Regions from separate parts of the Mus musculus genome. Here region 2 is linked to region 1. Evidence: chromatin loops called from intact Hi-C (ENCODE). Cell type or tissue: heart. All regions are shown on one strand.

Region 1 (8,000 bases):
AACAGCGCAGGAGCCTGGACTTTGTGGGGGGAGGGAGGGGGAGGAGGAGGGGAAGAAAGAGAAGGAGAGAGAGAAAACAGGGAACAGATCAACCTGGTGGAAGAGTACCGCCTCCGGTGTCTTTCCAGATAGACTAAGAGTTTCCTATTGCAGCTGCCTGTCAATAGCTTAAGGCTTCAGAGTCACCTTTGTGAGTTCTGGAGCTGAGGTCCTGGGTGCAGTACATCCTGAAGTTTTTGTATCATGAAGAACCCAGGGTCCATGAGCTCACATATCCTCAGGCCTCTGGCTTGTTTAGAGGACTATGCCCCCACTGAAAAGGAGCAAGCCTTATTCTTTGTTTTTTTTGTTTTGTTTTGTTTTGTTTTTTGTTTTTTGTTTTTCAAGACAGGGTTTCTCTGTGTAGTCCTGGCTGTCCTGGAACTCACTCTGTAGACCAGGCTGGCCTCGAACTCAGAAATCCACCTGCCTCTGCCTCCCAAGTGCTGGGATTAAAGGCATGCGCCACCACTGCCGGACTCAAGCCTTATTCTTTAACTGTTCAGCCTGGCACCTTTGCTAAGGTTTGGTCTGTTGCTATGCATTGTAATGCTAAATTCTATACCTGAAGGTCTAGGCCTGCCAGTGACTTCTCCTGTTTATAAGCTTTTGTTGTGCAAACTTTGTTCCTTGATTTTAAACTATTGGTTAAATAAAATTGGCTACAGGCAATTATTGGAGGAGTTAGCGGTAGTGAGGCTGGAGGAGGAAGAACAAGGAAGACAGAGGAAGCCACCATTAGAGGAGGTGGACCGTGAACACATGGCCAGGAGAAACAGCCTGGGGTACACCGCTGGGGAGGTAGCCAGGCCAGCAGTTAGAAGAGTAGATTAGGGGTTAAACCCCTCTTTCCCCAGAAATTGTCAAAACCAAATAAAATAACCACAGTCTGAGTTTCATTTTGTAAGGATCCTTGATTTGTTGAAGAATGATATCCCAACTCAAATAGTACATAAACACAATATATAATAGTGTTTGTTAGGCCGGGCGTGGTGGCGCACGCCTTTAATCCCAGCACTCGGGAGGCAGAGGCAGGCGGATTTCTGAGTTCGAGGACAGCCAGGGCTATACAGAGAAACCCTGTCTCGAAAAAGAACCAAAAAAAAAAAAAATAGTGTTTGTTAAATAACACTAGTGTTATATATAATAGTATATAAAACACAAAGTGTTTTATTCTGCAGAAGTTAAGTCCAGTGTGCTGGGGGCTCCCATTACCAAGATAGAGTGTTGTGGGATGCCCTGGTACTATTTGTATTCTAATGTTAACTCTGCTTCCTCAAGAGGGGCTGCCCCTAAGAGGAGGAGATCATATACTCAGGTAATTTCATGTGAACATTCTCCCTGTTTTAACTAGTCAAGTAAAGGCTACAGCCTGTGATTGGTCCCTGGAAGGGAAAGGTGGGGCTAGAGGTTTTAGAGAGTTGGAGAAGAGCAGGGATGAGGGAGGAAGAAGACAGAGCAAGAGGATGTGGAAGGAAGATGGAGCAGAACCACATGGCACAGAGAAGCCACAAGTGGCAAGGGAATCTCAGCTGGGGAATAGAGTAGTGTAGTGGTAATCTGCCCAATTTAGGCATGCAGCTTATACATTTTGTAACTGAGTTATGTTTTTGCTTGGGCTTATTGGGGTTGGAGATTTACCACAATAGAGACACCGTGAAGTGAGCTTGCAGGCTTGAGCTATTGCACCTTAGAGGAATTCCAGGGGAAGTGACCTCTATCTTAATCTGTTGAGTCCATCTCTCGGGACATTCCAGAACCATTAATGGGGCACGGGGTCTGGAAACTGCTGCTGACCCATTTTCCTTGCCTCGGGCCATGTGGCTTGGGCAGCTTCTGATAGCTCGGCAGTTTCTAACTAGCTGTCTGAAGCCTGGTTTTTGTTTGTTTGTTTGGTTGGTTGGTTGGTTGGTTTGGTTTGGTTTTCTGGTAACTGACTTGCTTGGGCTTGCCTGGACTTTCCCAGCTCTTAGGCATAGTCCTGAACTGCCAATCTGAAGCCTGTCATGGAATCAGCCCAGCCTTCTTAATTTATTTGTAAACTAGTTGGGGATGAGTTTGAATTGGTTGTATTACACACCTCTGCTCTGGTTGAGAAAGAAGCTAAGTAACTCTTCTTACAAAAATATCACCACAGTCTGTACTATTTAACTTAACCCCCAGGATTTATCCAAAAAGCAAAATTAAATAGCTGGTAGTATTTAACAATGGTTCATTCCTCCATTGCTGCTTTGATGTTGACCTCCTTGCAGACAGTGATCATGAACACTGCTGTCGATTAAGGCTCTGCATGTAGAATAATGATGTGAGGTTAAGAAAATGGACTGTTTGGTTAAAAAAGGAGCAAGGTTTGCAGCTCACACAAGGTAGTCTTGTTTACCATTCTAAATACTTCAAAGCCACAGGGAAAGAAAATCAAGACCCGTACCCTGTACATCTTAGGGAAATATGGTACACTTCATGCGCCAAGTTAAGCAATAGGAACGTCTCTGGTTACACTTGGTGCTAGCCACCCAAGGTGTCTTTCTTCCCTTGGCAGCATGAGCTTGGCAGAACACTGAGAACTGGAGGCTGAGAAATAAAAACTGTGGTCTTCCCACTCACAGAAGAGGGTTCTCAGGCATCGTTGCTAGCACAGTGTTGTTGAAAGGGCCTGTGTATAAGTCAGGCACACACGGTAAGTGGGCTGAGGAGACTTGCAGAGTCTGTAAGAGTGTGTGATGAGCAGTGTACAAGAGTGCCTTTGGGTTATTGTGTGAGGGGACGCACAGTCTGTAATTTGACTTGTTTGGGTCTTTTTGATATTAGATATTGTACTTTAATAAAGCCTGCTGCAAGCTCTTTTTCTTTCCTATCAGAGTTTCCCGAATTTCGAGAGGGATAATTGAGGCTTTGTAGCATGAATGCTTAAGATTCCTTCATATTTCACAGTCAGAAACGAGTGAGACAGTTGTTTATTGGCATTTGATTACAGGAACATGAGCTCAGTTCTCCTGTTTTTCTAACCACAGATGCGTTTCCACCCTCACCGTGTCTAAATCAAGACCAGAAATACAGATAGACTGAGTTATACACGTCTTTAGGCTCCCAGACCTCTTCTTCCTAGAGCCAGAATCCATCTAGAGCTGTAGATTAAGCAATGAAAGACTGAGGTATTTTAATCTCATGATCTTACTGAGGATCCTAATAACACTTTCCTAATCCTAGGCCAACAAAGGAGAAACGTCAGACTTAGCCATCAAACCTTCAGTTTCTTTAAATCTAGTCCCAGATAATCCACACCAGAATGGCCCAAGAGATGATGAAAAGTAGGTAAAGGAGCGGGCCTCCAAGCCTGCCCACCAGATGTGTTTCTTCAGAGCCCATTAGGGACAAGAGAGAACCTTTTCAGAAAGGAGGAAAGGAGAGAAAGAGAGAGAGAGAGAGAGAGAGAGAGAGAGAGAGAGAGAGAGAGAGAGGAGAGAGAGAGAGAGAGAGAGAGAGAGAGAGAGAGAGAGAGAGAGAGAGAGAGAGAGAGAGAGAGAGAGAGAGAGAGAGAGAGAAGAGGAGAGGAGAGAGAGAGACTTTTTTTGACCCCCTAAAGATGCCTTACGCGCGCGCACCTGCGCAAAATAAAGTTGGTTCGTTTTAAACTACATGCCCCAAGATGCAATTGCAATTTTCTTAAAGACTACTATTCCCGACATGCACTGCAGTCAGGGTTAGAGAAGGAAAAGACCAGCAAACTCAACTGGAAAGTTTGCTTCTCAGTTACCTCGGATAAAGGAAAAATTTTAAAAAGGCATCGGAGCATTTTCCCCGACCCCAGGAGTGGTCAACTGTTTAAATCCAGGCAATAAAGGGGAGGAGTTAGTCTGAGTTCCTCCCCTTCTCCCGGGAACTTTATCTTTCCAAACGTGATCCAGGCTAGAGTTTGAACAGCAAGGAGAAGCTGCACACCCTGAACTTTCCCAATGGTTTCGGTGACCAGAACCGTGTTTGGAGAGCTGCCCTCGGGGGGAGGGACAGTGGAGAAATTCCAGCTTCGGTCAGACCAGCTGAGTGTGGACATCATCTCATGGGGCTGCACGATCACTGCTCTGCAGGTCAAAGACAGGCAGGGGAAAGCCTCAGACGTGGTGCTTGGCTTTGCGGAATTGGAAGGTGGGTCGCGTCCTGCCCAGGACTGCTAAACGGTTTGGCCTGTCAAACAGGCCCGCACACACTCCTGATCCTGTGTACACTGGGTTCTTCCAGTCACTCACGGGACCTGACTGAGGTCCCCAAGCTTGGAGCAGTCTTACTTGGAAGCGCGTGAACGGGCTCATGTAAGCCACTTAACAGGATTTTGAGGTTGGAAAAAAAAACCGGATCTAATCCAAATAGCTGTAGGACTTGGCCCCCCTTAGTCAGACTTTGTCACTGTTCACGAGGAAGTCAGCTGAGAAAGACCAACTCCCTGGAATGAGCTTAGAACTGTGGGGCACAGGGCGGTTTGCATGTATTCCTCGCTTGTGGTTTTCTGAGGAATGAAAATCAAAGACGGACGGGCGCCTGCTACTATCTCCCTTCTTTCTCTTGTCAAATCTTCTCTGAGGGCTCCTTGAGCAGAAATGCTTTAGAATTTAGGACTGATGTAAACCCATCAGATTGCTTGGCTGTTGTGGTCAATGTAGGTAGGGCACAATGTCCTTCATCTGCTCAGAAACATGTTCTCAATGAAAGGGGTAGAAATAAGGCCTCCTAAGACGTGGACATAGTCATCAGGATCAGCTGCGCAATTCGCAGCATGTCTTTTTGTTTTTGTTTGTCTGTTTTGTTTGTGTTTGTGGGGTTTTTTTGTTTTGTTTTGTTTTGTTTTGTTTTAAATGGACAGGGCCTCGTTCTGCCTAAGCTGTCCTGGAGCAAGAGCCAGCCGTTTCATCTTGATCCACGCATAGGTTTTATCTTAATTTATGCATTTACAGCTCTGTTAATGCAGTGGACTCAACAAGATAGACAAAGGTCATTTTCAACTTGCAGTTTACGGAGGGGGGGGGAGGGCGGGGCGCGGAGCTCAGACTTTAGCTCAATAGTTACATAATTAAATCATTGGATTGCGGTTTGATTTGCAGCAGGAGAAAAAATTATATCTTGCCATTCCTTAGCATTGCACGTAACCAGACAGAAAACAAACCCTGAAGTAAAATGGGCAAATGGAAAGAGAATGAATTCGCTCTGCTCAGTAATGGGTGTAAACAAACTTTGTACCACAAAAGGGGATTTGAGGTTTTCCTTGTGGTTCCTTTTCTACCTAACTGGTTCTTCATATGTTTAACCTGGCTCTTCATTTGGGATCAACAGGAAAACCCTGTCTTATTTACTTTTTTTTTTTTACTTGTCCCTTAGGCAATTAATGTGCCCCCCCCCCATCTTGTCAAAACGCATTATAAGAGGATTGCTGAGTTTTATGTTCTCTTCTTGGCTGGCTGTCTTTATGTCTTTGTTGTCCTGGAGCCTCCACAGCCCTGAAGATTATTATTTTTCCCCCAGCAGAATTTCTTTGGTAACTTAATTGAGAAGGCTGTTTGTTATAAGAGACAGGCTGGTGGGAAGGTGTGGAGACTTGGCTCCTCATTCTATATTCAGACAGGTGATGGAGAAAGTTTTAGAAACTACAGAGTCACTCCTCTATGCTAGGAAAATAGCCCCTTTGTGGGCTGAAATAAAATCGCCAAGAGATTATTTACAGTGGAGTGGAGGGGGAATCTGATATGAGGCCTAGAACTCCAGAACCAGGAAGAGATTAGAGGTAGCAGGTGGGAACCTGCTCTTTTCATCTGTCTCTGCCTCACTGGGCATGCAGAGGGGCACAACCCACCACCCTACAGCGACCAGAGACATACCAACCACCCTCACTCCAGGCCACTTTCAGTTTGGAGGTAAGAGTCCGGGAGACCTGAGCTAAAATCTCAAGATGTCTTTGAAGTCATTATGAAATGTGAGCTGAGGTGACATCCCACCCAGGTAGCACCAGTTTTCCTTACAGGCACGGAAGTAATAATTGTGAAGCTATTCATTGTCGTCCGGGTGCCTGTTGGAGGCTTAGTGAACAGATTATCCTATTCACAAAAACTCTAGACAAAAGGCGCCAACTCTTAGGCCTTTACTAGCGCCCCAGCCGGTCTCTTGTTGAGCTACCTGGTGACTGAGAAGGCTCTGGAGCCTGGAGCCGTGGCTCTCACTCTGTGAGTCTAGACTCCTTTGTGGGTTCCATGTCAGATAACCTATATGTCACATATTTAAATTATGATTAAATGTAGTAGCAAAATTACAGTTATGAAGTAGCAACGGAATAATTTTGTGCTGGGGAGGGGTGGTCACCATAACATGAGAGATTATCTTAAAGGGTCCCAGCCTTAGGAAGGTTGAGCATCGCCAGCCTATGGCTTCACCCAATCAAAGCTTTTAAAATCTTCTTGGTGCTGTGTGAAGACGGACATTTTCATTCCTGTGCTGTGATTTGAATACTGAAAAGCTACTTTAAAAGGCGAGAAAGCACCATTGCATACACTAGCAAGATTTTGTTGAAAGGACCCAGATGTAGCTGTCTCTTGTGAGACTATGCCGGGGCCTAGCAAACACAGAAGTGGATGCTCACAGTCAGCTATTGGATGGATCACAGGGCCCCCAATGGAGGAGCTAGAGAAAGTACCCAAGGAGCTAAAGGGATCTGCAACCCTATAGGTGGAACAACATTATGAACTAACCAGTACCCCGGAGCTCTTGTCTCTAGCTGCATATGTATCAAAAGATGGCCTAGTCGGCCATCACTGGAAAGAGAGGCCCATGGACTTGCAAACTTTTTATGCCCCAGTACAGGGGAACGCCAGGGCCATAAAGGGGGAGTGGGTGGGTAGGGGAGTGGGGGAGGTGGGTATGGGGGACTTTTGGGATAGCATTGGAAATGTAAATGAGGAAAATACCTAATAAAATATTTTTTAAAAAGGCAAGAAAGCTCTTTGCAAAGGAGAAGCTGAAAGGAAAACACCTGTTGAATATTAATTAAGCAGTGCTTTCTGAGATGTTAGCTGTCTTCAAGATCATGGCACAGGAAACCCAGTTCCCCCGGTAAAGTTCTGTTTTGTCACGGGTAGGGGTTGGCACATGTCACAGCAGGAAGTACAGTGTCTCAACTATGAAAGTACGAAATGGTTCCCCACTACTACCTTGGTGGATTTTAGTATGCTTGACCCCATTTTAGATGCCAGGCTTAAAGGCACACACCTTTGAATCCCAGCACTTAGGAAGCAGAGGCAGTCACTTCTCTGTGAGTTGGAGGCCAGCATGGTCTACAAAGCAAGTTCCAGGACAGCTACAACTATTACACAAAGAAACCCTGTCTCAAAAACAAACAAACAAACAAACAAAAAGCCAAACCATTTTAGAGTGAGTCTGGTGGCACCTGATCTATTTTAGCAAGTTCTAGGACAGCCAGGGCTACGTAGTAAGACCCTGATAAGAGAACCATGAAAATAGCTCATGGGATAAAAGTGCTTGCTGCCCAGGCTGACGATCCAAATCTGATTCCAGGACCCACGTGGTGGAAGGAAGGACAGACTCCTGCAAGTTGTCCTCAGACGTGTGGCACCTGAACACATACACGAATAAATAAGTAAATACGTAACTGTGATTTAATCTTTAAAGATTTACATAAACAAATTAAGAAACTAAACTGAAGTGAAAGGACTTAACCTTCTCTCACAAACGCTGGGAGACACAAAGAAGTGCTAATCACTGATAATTCTGTGAACTGTGCCCCTTTTGTGACTGCCAGTCTCCCAGATAGATTTTTATGGAAATTACTTGGATGGCTGCCATGACCAGAGGTCAGAATGGTTTGACTTCTCTCTGGGGCAATGAGATCTTTCTTCTGTAGAATTCTAAAGGGGAAATTATATATGATCATTTAGTTACAGCCTGGAAAAAATTAGTAATGTCTC
Region 2 (8,000 bases), 52 kb after region 1:
ACCAAGAGGACTTGGGGGGTGAGGGTGGAAGGTGCTGTCCCCACGGCAGACAGACAGATCATAGTGCGCCAGAAAGGGCCGTCTTTGACTTTGGAAGGCTTTGAGATCTGGAGATATTATCACTTCAGGCAAGTTCCTTTTGCACCTGGGCCAGTGTCTCTGTGAAGCGAGGGGTCTGCTTCAGACCACTCGCGTAAGCCATCTGGACTTTTCTTTCTTTCTTTTTTTTTTTTTGGTTTTTCGAGACAGGATTTCTCTGTGTAGCCCTGGCTGTCCTGGAACTCACTTTTAGACCAGGCTGGCCTCGAACTCAGAAATCCGCCTGCCTCTGCCTCCTGAGTGCTGGGATTAAAGGCGTGTGCCACCACGCCCTGCTCCATCTGGACTTTTCGTTCTTTGTCACAGACCACTGCCACCTTCATAGTGGCTCCCGTTTTCCAGCCTTGGTTTCAAGCAGATCAGCTTTTCCACCAAGCAAAGGTTCTAGCTCAGGTCAGGGACTATGGAGGACAGGAAACTGCTCCTGCCCTTTTGGAACGCACCTTTGGCAGAGGTGGAAAGCTTGCTATAGTCTGGTAGTTAGACCACAGGATAGTAAATGTTTGAGCAAGTCTGTTCCATGTCTGATGATAACAAAAAGGAAGAGAGGATCAGTCTGCCCTTGGTTTTGCTACTGTTATGATTGTGATGTAAATATCTAATAGGTGACACCTGTGACACCTGTGAGAGGAAGTACTCTGACTTCTACTGTTGTTTTGGGTTTTGTAGATGTAGATATCTGAGTCAGGCTCTCTCTAGTGTGTACCTCTGGCTGTTCCGGAACTCAGTACATAGACCAGCAGAGCAGGCTGGCCTCGAACTCACAGAGATCCACTATGCCCAACTTTGTGTTTTTAAACTATGTCATCCAGGCTAATCTCAAACTGGAGATATTTCTGCCCAGTCCCTAGTGGCTGCTATTACAAGCATGTACCATCATATTATAGATGACTCCTTTTTTTTTTTCCTGCTGTTGCTCTGTACCCCCAGGTGGCCTTAACCTCCTGTCTCATCCTTGTAATGCTGAGATCACAAGTATGTATCACACCATTCATGACTTGGAGAGTATCCTTTTTTTTTTTTCTTTCAGAGAGTATTCTTTTTTAACTTTATGTATATGGGCATTTATTTTTTCCTACATGTGTATTTATGCATCATATGCATACCTGGTGCCTGCAGAGGCCAGAGAAAGAACATCAGACATCAGAGCCCCTGGAATTGACATTAACAGACATTTTGTAAGCTAGCATGTGCATGCTAGGAGTTGAATCTGGGTTGTAGACAAGAGCAACTGGTTTGTTCTTTAACTGCTGAGCTATCTCTCTAGCCCTAAGGAATATTCTTAAGGAATGAGTTGGACTTTACCAAAGTGTGGAGGGAGTCACAGAAAAAGACATTCTACTTACTAAAAAAGTTCCAAGGACATGGTAAATCTAGGGGAAATTTTTCATTATTTCTACATACCTGCCTATGAAACACATGGCAGCATATTAATGAAAAAAAAAAAAAGATTAGGTTGGGCTGTGGGGATGCAGGCCTTTAATCTCAGTGCTTGGGAGGCAGATGTGGGTGGAGCTCTGAGTTCTAGGTCTGCCTGAGCTAAAGAGTGCATTCCAGAAGTTCAGAGCCACACACAGAGAAACCCTGCCTTGAAAAACCAAAGAGCTGGGCATGGTGGTGCACACCTTTAATCCGGGCACTCGGGAGGCAGAGGCAAGCGGATTTCTGAGTTCGAGGCCAGCCTGGTCTACAAAGTGAGTTCCAGGACAGCCAGGGCTACACAGAGAAACCCTGTCTCGAAAAAACAAAAAGAAAAAAAGAAAATCCGAAAGAAACAAAGAAAATACATTTGAATCATATGGCTTCTTGTGATTTAGCAAAGAAAGGAAAGGAGGGAGGGAGGAAGGAAGAAACAAAGAAAGAAATGAAGGAAGAGAGAGAGAATTATTCTAAATTTGTCTGTTTGTCTGTTTGTTTGAGACAAAAAAAAAAGTCTCTCATGTCAGTGGTTCTCAGCCTTCCTGATGCTGCACCCTTTACTACAGTTCCTCGTGCTGTGGTGACCTCCCAACCATAAAATCATTTTTGTTAGTACTTCATAACCATAATTTTACTGCTGTTGTGAATCATAATATAAACATCTGGTGTGTGACACCTGTGAAAGGGGGTCTCAACCCACAGGCTGAGAAACACTGCTCTACATAGTCATGGCTGTCCTGGAACTTGCTGTGTTAACCAGGTTGGCCTCCAAATCACAGAGATCCTACACCTCTGCCTCCGGAGTGCTGGAATTAAAGGCGTGCGCCACCGACCACAGCTCTTCCAAATTTCTAATTTTGTGTTAAGGCATAGTTTTTAAGAATTAACCCTCTCCAAGTTCTGCTTGATGCTGTATGTGTTTCCCTCACATGTCGATTCATTCATGTGTGGGTAGGCTCCTGAGAGCCAAGCAAATCATTCATCAAAAACATCCGTGTCGTATGTAACGCAACAACATGTACGCAGCACGTGACGGCAGCTCCACGACAGGCGGCAGACCTGCAGTTTGCTCAATATCGGCGAAGCAGGCCTGCAGTGTGCCCTGTCGTGAAATTCCGTGGCTGCTTTTATATCTTACAGTCTCCTATGTATACCTTGTGGAGAAGTATTTATAGGCAGTTTTGACACACCTGGAGCAATTAGGCCTGTCACAAGGTAAGACTGTAAGTCAAGTATGGCTTTCAGAAAGGGTGAAATGTAAACAGGAAAAGGTGTAATATAAGATGACACACAGGATATAGGTTGGCGGAACTAGAACTCATCCCAAGCTCGTGAGTTTCATAAGGATGCCTTGGAAGTTAGGCTTGGTAAGGAGCACAAGTTCAAAGTCAAGGCCATCACAGGGACCGTGAAGACTCGTACCAGAGTTTGAATCCCTCCGATTGGAGAGAGAATTGGCCCCACAAGCCGTTCGTTCTCGTCTCCCAACATGGTATGAGCACCCATGCACACGTAGCCCCAAATACATACAATATCCAACATTTGTAGATCTTTGTGATCAGTCTGGGAGGCGTCTGGCCACACAATTGGTGCATAATAAAAGCAGACAGACAGAAGCAACCTGACTCCGGGATAATGATGGGCAGCAAGAAGTTGTCCCACAGCAGACATCTGGGTAGCGTGAAGCCACATGTTTACTAATAAGATTTCCTGGCAGGCCGGGTGGCACACGCCTTTAATCCCAGTACTTGGGAGGCAGAGGCAGGCAGATTTCTGAGTTCGAGGCCAGCCTGGTCTACAGAGTGAGTTCCAGGACAGCCAGGGCTACACAGAGAAACCCTGTCTCAAAAAAACAAAACAAAACAAAACAAACAAACAAACAAAAAAGATTCCTTGACAGAAGAGAGTCCTGAACCCTGTGACTCACAGGCTGTGAAATCAGCGGGCTGCCCTCCAACTCTTCCATAATTTCACAGGGTTCATTGTAAAGAAAGTCTGTCTTCAGGTTTGCTGCTGTATCAGAGGCCCACCAGTCACCACAGAAATAATAAAAACATTACCAGGGGCTGGAGAGATGGCTCAGCAGTTAAGAGCACTGGCTGCTTTTCCGAAGGTCCTGAGTTCAAATCCCAGAAACCACATGGTGGCTCACAACCACCCATAATGAGATCTGATGCTCTCTTCTGGGGTGTCTGAAAACAGTTACAGTGTACTTACATATAATAAATAAATAAATCTTTGGGGAAAAAAATTACCCAGAAGTCCAGAAAGTGGAAAACTCTATCTCAAGGAGAAATGAAATGTATCCCGAATACATAGAGATAAAGAATGACCATCACGGCTGCTGTCTGTCCTCAGACAGAAAAATCATCTCTACAGTCAGCCATGGCAGTGAACACCCTTCATCCCAGCACTGGAAAATAGAGGCCATAGGATCTCTGTGAGTTCAAGGCCAGCCTGTTCTTCATAGTGAATTACTGAAAAGTCAGAGCATAATACTACACGATAGATAGTATATAATTAACTATTAGTTAATTAATTACATTATAGACTGTGTCTATTATAATTATAGACAGATATAAAGAGATAGGCATAGCTAGATAGAGATAAGTATAGATATATCTATAATTATAGATAAATAATATAAACACATATAACATAAATATAACATAAGACACATGTGTGTTTTAAATATTATATGTGTGTGATTTACAATAAAGGACTTCCAAAACCAAAATGACAATTGAACAATTGTATAGTGAAAACCTTGATAAATATTTTGCAAAAAGAATGAAATATAGAAACTTAAGATGGCCACATGTATCTTGGTAAGCTTCTCCACAAACTGACTTGAGTATACTTAAATGCTACAAAAAAAAAAAAAAATATATATATATATATATATATATATGTATATACCTAGTGGATCCCCACCATGTACCCAGTGGATCCCCACCATCTAGGATTTGGCCTTTGAGATCCAAAATTAGCTACTAATTCTCCCAGAACTAATCAGGATGCAGAGGACTGATTGGCACGTGCACAGCAGATGTGCTTGCTCCTGTGCTTCTAGCGCCACCTCCTGGGAAGCAGGCGCATTTACCTTCTATTCGAAGGGATAGAAACATCTGCAACCCTATAGGTGGAACAACAATATGAACTAACCAATACCCCTCCAGAGCTCGTGTCTCTAGCTGCATATGTATCAGAAGATGACCTAGTCGGCCATCAGTGGAAAGAGAGGCCCATTGGTCGTGCAAACTTTATATGCCTCAGTACAGGGGAACGCCAGGGCCAAGAAGTGGGAGTGGGTGGGTAGGGGAGCGAGTGGGGGACTTTTGGGATAGCATTGGAAATGTAATTGAAATAAATACCCAATAAAAAAATATGGAAATAAAAAAGAAACCTAAGACTAAGAGTTGTGAAAAGGAAGGCAGGGTTGGCTCTCCCAAGAAGGAATAGGAAGCCTGGGGGTGGGGGGCAATATACAGAGGAAAAAACAAAAAACAAAACAGTCAAAATGGCACAGGACTGGGCAGGCAGAACTCATAGACCCTGGCACTCACTGGGCCAGTCTAGACTAGTCAAGTCCAGGCCAGTAAGAGACACTGCCTCAAAAGGGAACATGGGTAGGGCATGGTGGTCTACACCTTTGGTCCTAGCATGAGAGGAAGAGGCTAGCCTGGTATAGAGAGACCCTGTCTCAAAAACCAAACAAGACAAACATTTTACCATAGCTGAGACCATAAAAAAGCCTCAGCTGTGTCCTATGGTAGAGGAAACTTAGCCAACATGGAATGCTACTGAATCCAGTTTTATATGGGTTCCGAAGGCTTGAACTCAGGACCTCTCTAAACCATCTCCCCAACTTAGAATTTTTGTTTAAGTACTTTTATGGGTTGTGTTTGTTTTAGAGACAAGATCTCTGTCTGTCTGTCTGTCTGTCTGTCTGTCTTATTTGTTTTGGTTGAAACAGGGTCTCTCTGCATAGCCCTCGATGTCCTGGAACTCCCAGAGTTCCTGCCTCTCTGCCTGCTGAGTGCTGGGATTAAAGATGTGTGCCACCACAATCAGCACACTTGAACTTTTGATCCTCCTGCCTCCACCTCCTATGTGCTGGTACGATGTAGAATGCCCCATGTAGTTAGTTGTTTGCGGTTCTAGGGAATTAAGCACAGCGTTTCTTATGTCCTTTGGAAGCACTCTGCCAATAGAGCTACAGCCCACCCCTTTTGTCCATGTTACGTTGTTTTAGATGCAGCATTTGGCAACCAATTCTGTATTCTGATCAGGGAACCCAACAGCTCATTCCCATCCTTGGGATCCAGGCTCCCATCTTTTCTACAAATTGAAAGAAAGGCTGAGAGAATCGAACCAGTGTCATGAGGACAGCGTATCCAAAGCGTTGGTCTTGGTTGTAACCACCTTTGTCTTCTCCAATCTCTTCCCAGGAGTCATTGCTCCAGTGGAAGGAACTGCCTTCGACCTGAGAAAGCCAGTGGAGCTTGGAACACACCTGCAGGATTACCACATCCATGGTTTCGACCATAATTTCTGTCTGAAGGAGTCAAAAGAAAAGAAGTTTTGTGCAAGGTTGGGACTTGGTTCTTAGTGTCTCTCCATGGGAGGAGAAACTGCAGGTCTTATTTTGAGGAGCATTCCCTGTGGCGGTTTCAATAGCGCCTAACGGGAACAGAGGTCAAATGCCACACCCCATTGTAGGCTCCGTCCTCCCCCAACCTCACATCCTTCCTGTCACCTTACCCAGAATGCTCCCTGGCTTTTCATCTCTGCTTAGACTATAAGCCCCTTTTCTCTAATTCTCTGAGGCCCAAATCTCCTGTTCTGGTCCCCCTGCCTTCTCTAAACTCCAGAGCCCTTGGTCCTTTCCTCCTGTACCTTTCCTCCTTGGAGCTCTGGGAACAGGGGCCTCTTAGGCTCCCCTGCTCAGGAAACCTTCCTTGTGTGTACATCAGGCTCCTGTCCTCCCCACCCCTACCCAAGGAGCGCTTCCCACCGTCTCCCCATTGATTCAGATCCTGGGCCTCCTCTTCCGAAACATTTTTCTCCAGCCTCTTGTTTGACAATGTATTTTGCTTTTAAATTTTTTTGTTATATTATTAGTGTGTATTAGGGGGAGGGTGGGAAAGAGAGAAGGAGGGATTGAGGGAGGGAGGGGGAGAGAGAGAATATCTTTCAGAAATGTATTCTCAAGCTTGTATTGGCAGAGCCATCTCACCAGTCCAACAACATACTTTACATGATTTCTATATGATTTGCCTACTGGCTTAAGACTGTGTGACACAGGCCTTTATATCCCTTTGACAAGAAGTACAAACCCAAGCCGGGCGTGGTGGCACACGCCTTTAATCCCAGCACTCAGGAGGCAGAGGCAGGCGGATTTCTGAGTTCGAGGCCAGCCTAGTCTACAAATTGAGTTCCAGGACAGCCAGGGCTATACAGAGAAACTTTGTCTCAAAAAACAAAAAACAAAAAAGAAGTACAAACCCAGGCTAGGCAGTGTTGGCACAGGCCTTTAATCCTAGCACTCAGGAGTTAGAGACAGGCATATGTCTAAATTTGAGGCCAGCCTGGTCTATAGAGTGAATTTCAGGACAGCCAGGGCTATACAAAGAAACTCCATCTTCATATCAATCAGTCTTTTCAGAACCCTGTAGCTGGACATGGGAACTGGAAGGGAGTTGGGGAAGGTTTGCATGGGCCTTTACTCCCAGGACTTCAGAGGAACAGGCAGGTAGAGGTCTGAGTTCCATCTTGAGCATCCCAAAGAAGGAATCTCAGAACCCTTGAATTGCCTCTCTCCAGCCTGGCTGCTCCTCCCCAGCTCCCATAACTGGATGTGGTCAATTTGTGTTACCATTCCCCAGAGAGGCCAAGATCATGTGACAAGTTGTTTCTCAGGGTCCTTAAAGCCAACAGCTCATGCCTTCCCTGGGAAGAATTTTTGTCCTGTTCTTATCTCCTATATCCTGCCCCTGTTTTTTTAGTCAGGTCTAATTCCAGTCCCAAAGCTGCTTTCTGGCCTCTCCCCTACTCAGATCGGCTTGTCTTTACCCACTAGGGTGCGTCACGCTGCAAGTGGGAGGATCCTGGAAGTATATACCACACAACCAGGCGTCCAGTTTTACACAGGAAACTTCTTGGATGGTACTCTGAAAGGCAAGAACGGTGCGGTGTATCCCAAGCACTCAGGTCTCTGCCTCGAGACCCAGAACTGGCCTGATTCGGTCAATCAGGTAAAGCCACAAGCTCGCTTGTCCGAGTGGCGTCGATCCACTGTCATGAAGCCTGACAGGTCACAACACTCAAGTGGGGCTGCATGGTTAAAGTCCACGGCTGTGCTTTTCCATGTATAGAACCCCAGAAAATCCACAGCTAAAGGCACACATTTTGTACCATCATCTTTCTCCAGTGTGTCTCCTGATCCACATTCATTCTCTGCACTTTCTTGGAAAGCGTGC

What was found. A loop is a pair of places that touch in the nucleus more often than their neighbours do. Peaks named below come from ENCODE experiments on the same cell type or tissue, not always from the same donor. Only the 100,000 strongest peaks of a DNase experiment are listed, where the experiment ranks them.
Region 2: it touches region 1 in a loop (2.8-fold over the local background); 11 of 42 quality-filtered maps call a loop at or near these places.

What each region holds. Positions count from the first base shown.
Region 1 is chr17:80,123,724-80,131,723 of GRCm38, forward strand. It overlaps Galm (galactose mutarotase), which reads left to right and starts at 3,748. Exons shown (of 7, transcript NM_176963.4): 1 at 3,748-4,182. The coding sequence starts at 3,993. In heart, no CTCF peak of the experiment used is centred here; DNase peaks (open chromatin) are centred at 4,188 and 4,338; H3K4me3 peaks cover 1,459 bases; H3K27ac peaks cover 1,042 bases.
Region 2 is chr17:80,175,592-80,183,591 of GRCm38, forward strand. Galm (galactose mutarotase) reads left to right here. Exons shown (of 7, transcript NM_176963.4): 5 at 5,970-6,111; 6 at 7,601-7,775. Among named protein-coding and RNA genes, the nearest start is that of Gm51284, 15 kb to the right of the region's middle. In heart, a CTCF peak has its summit at 4,596 (motif pointing left); a DNase peak (open chromatin) is centred at 4,590.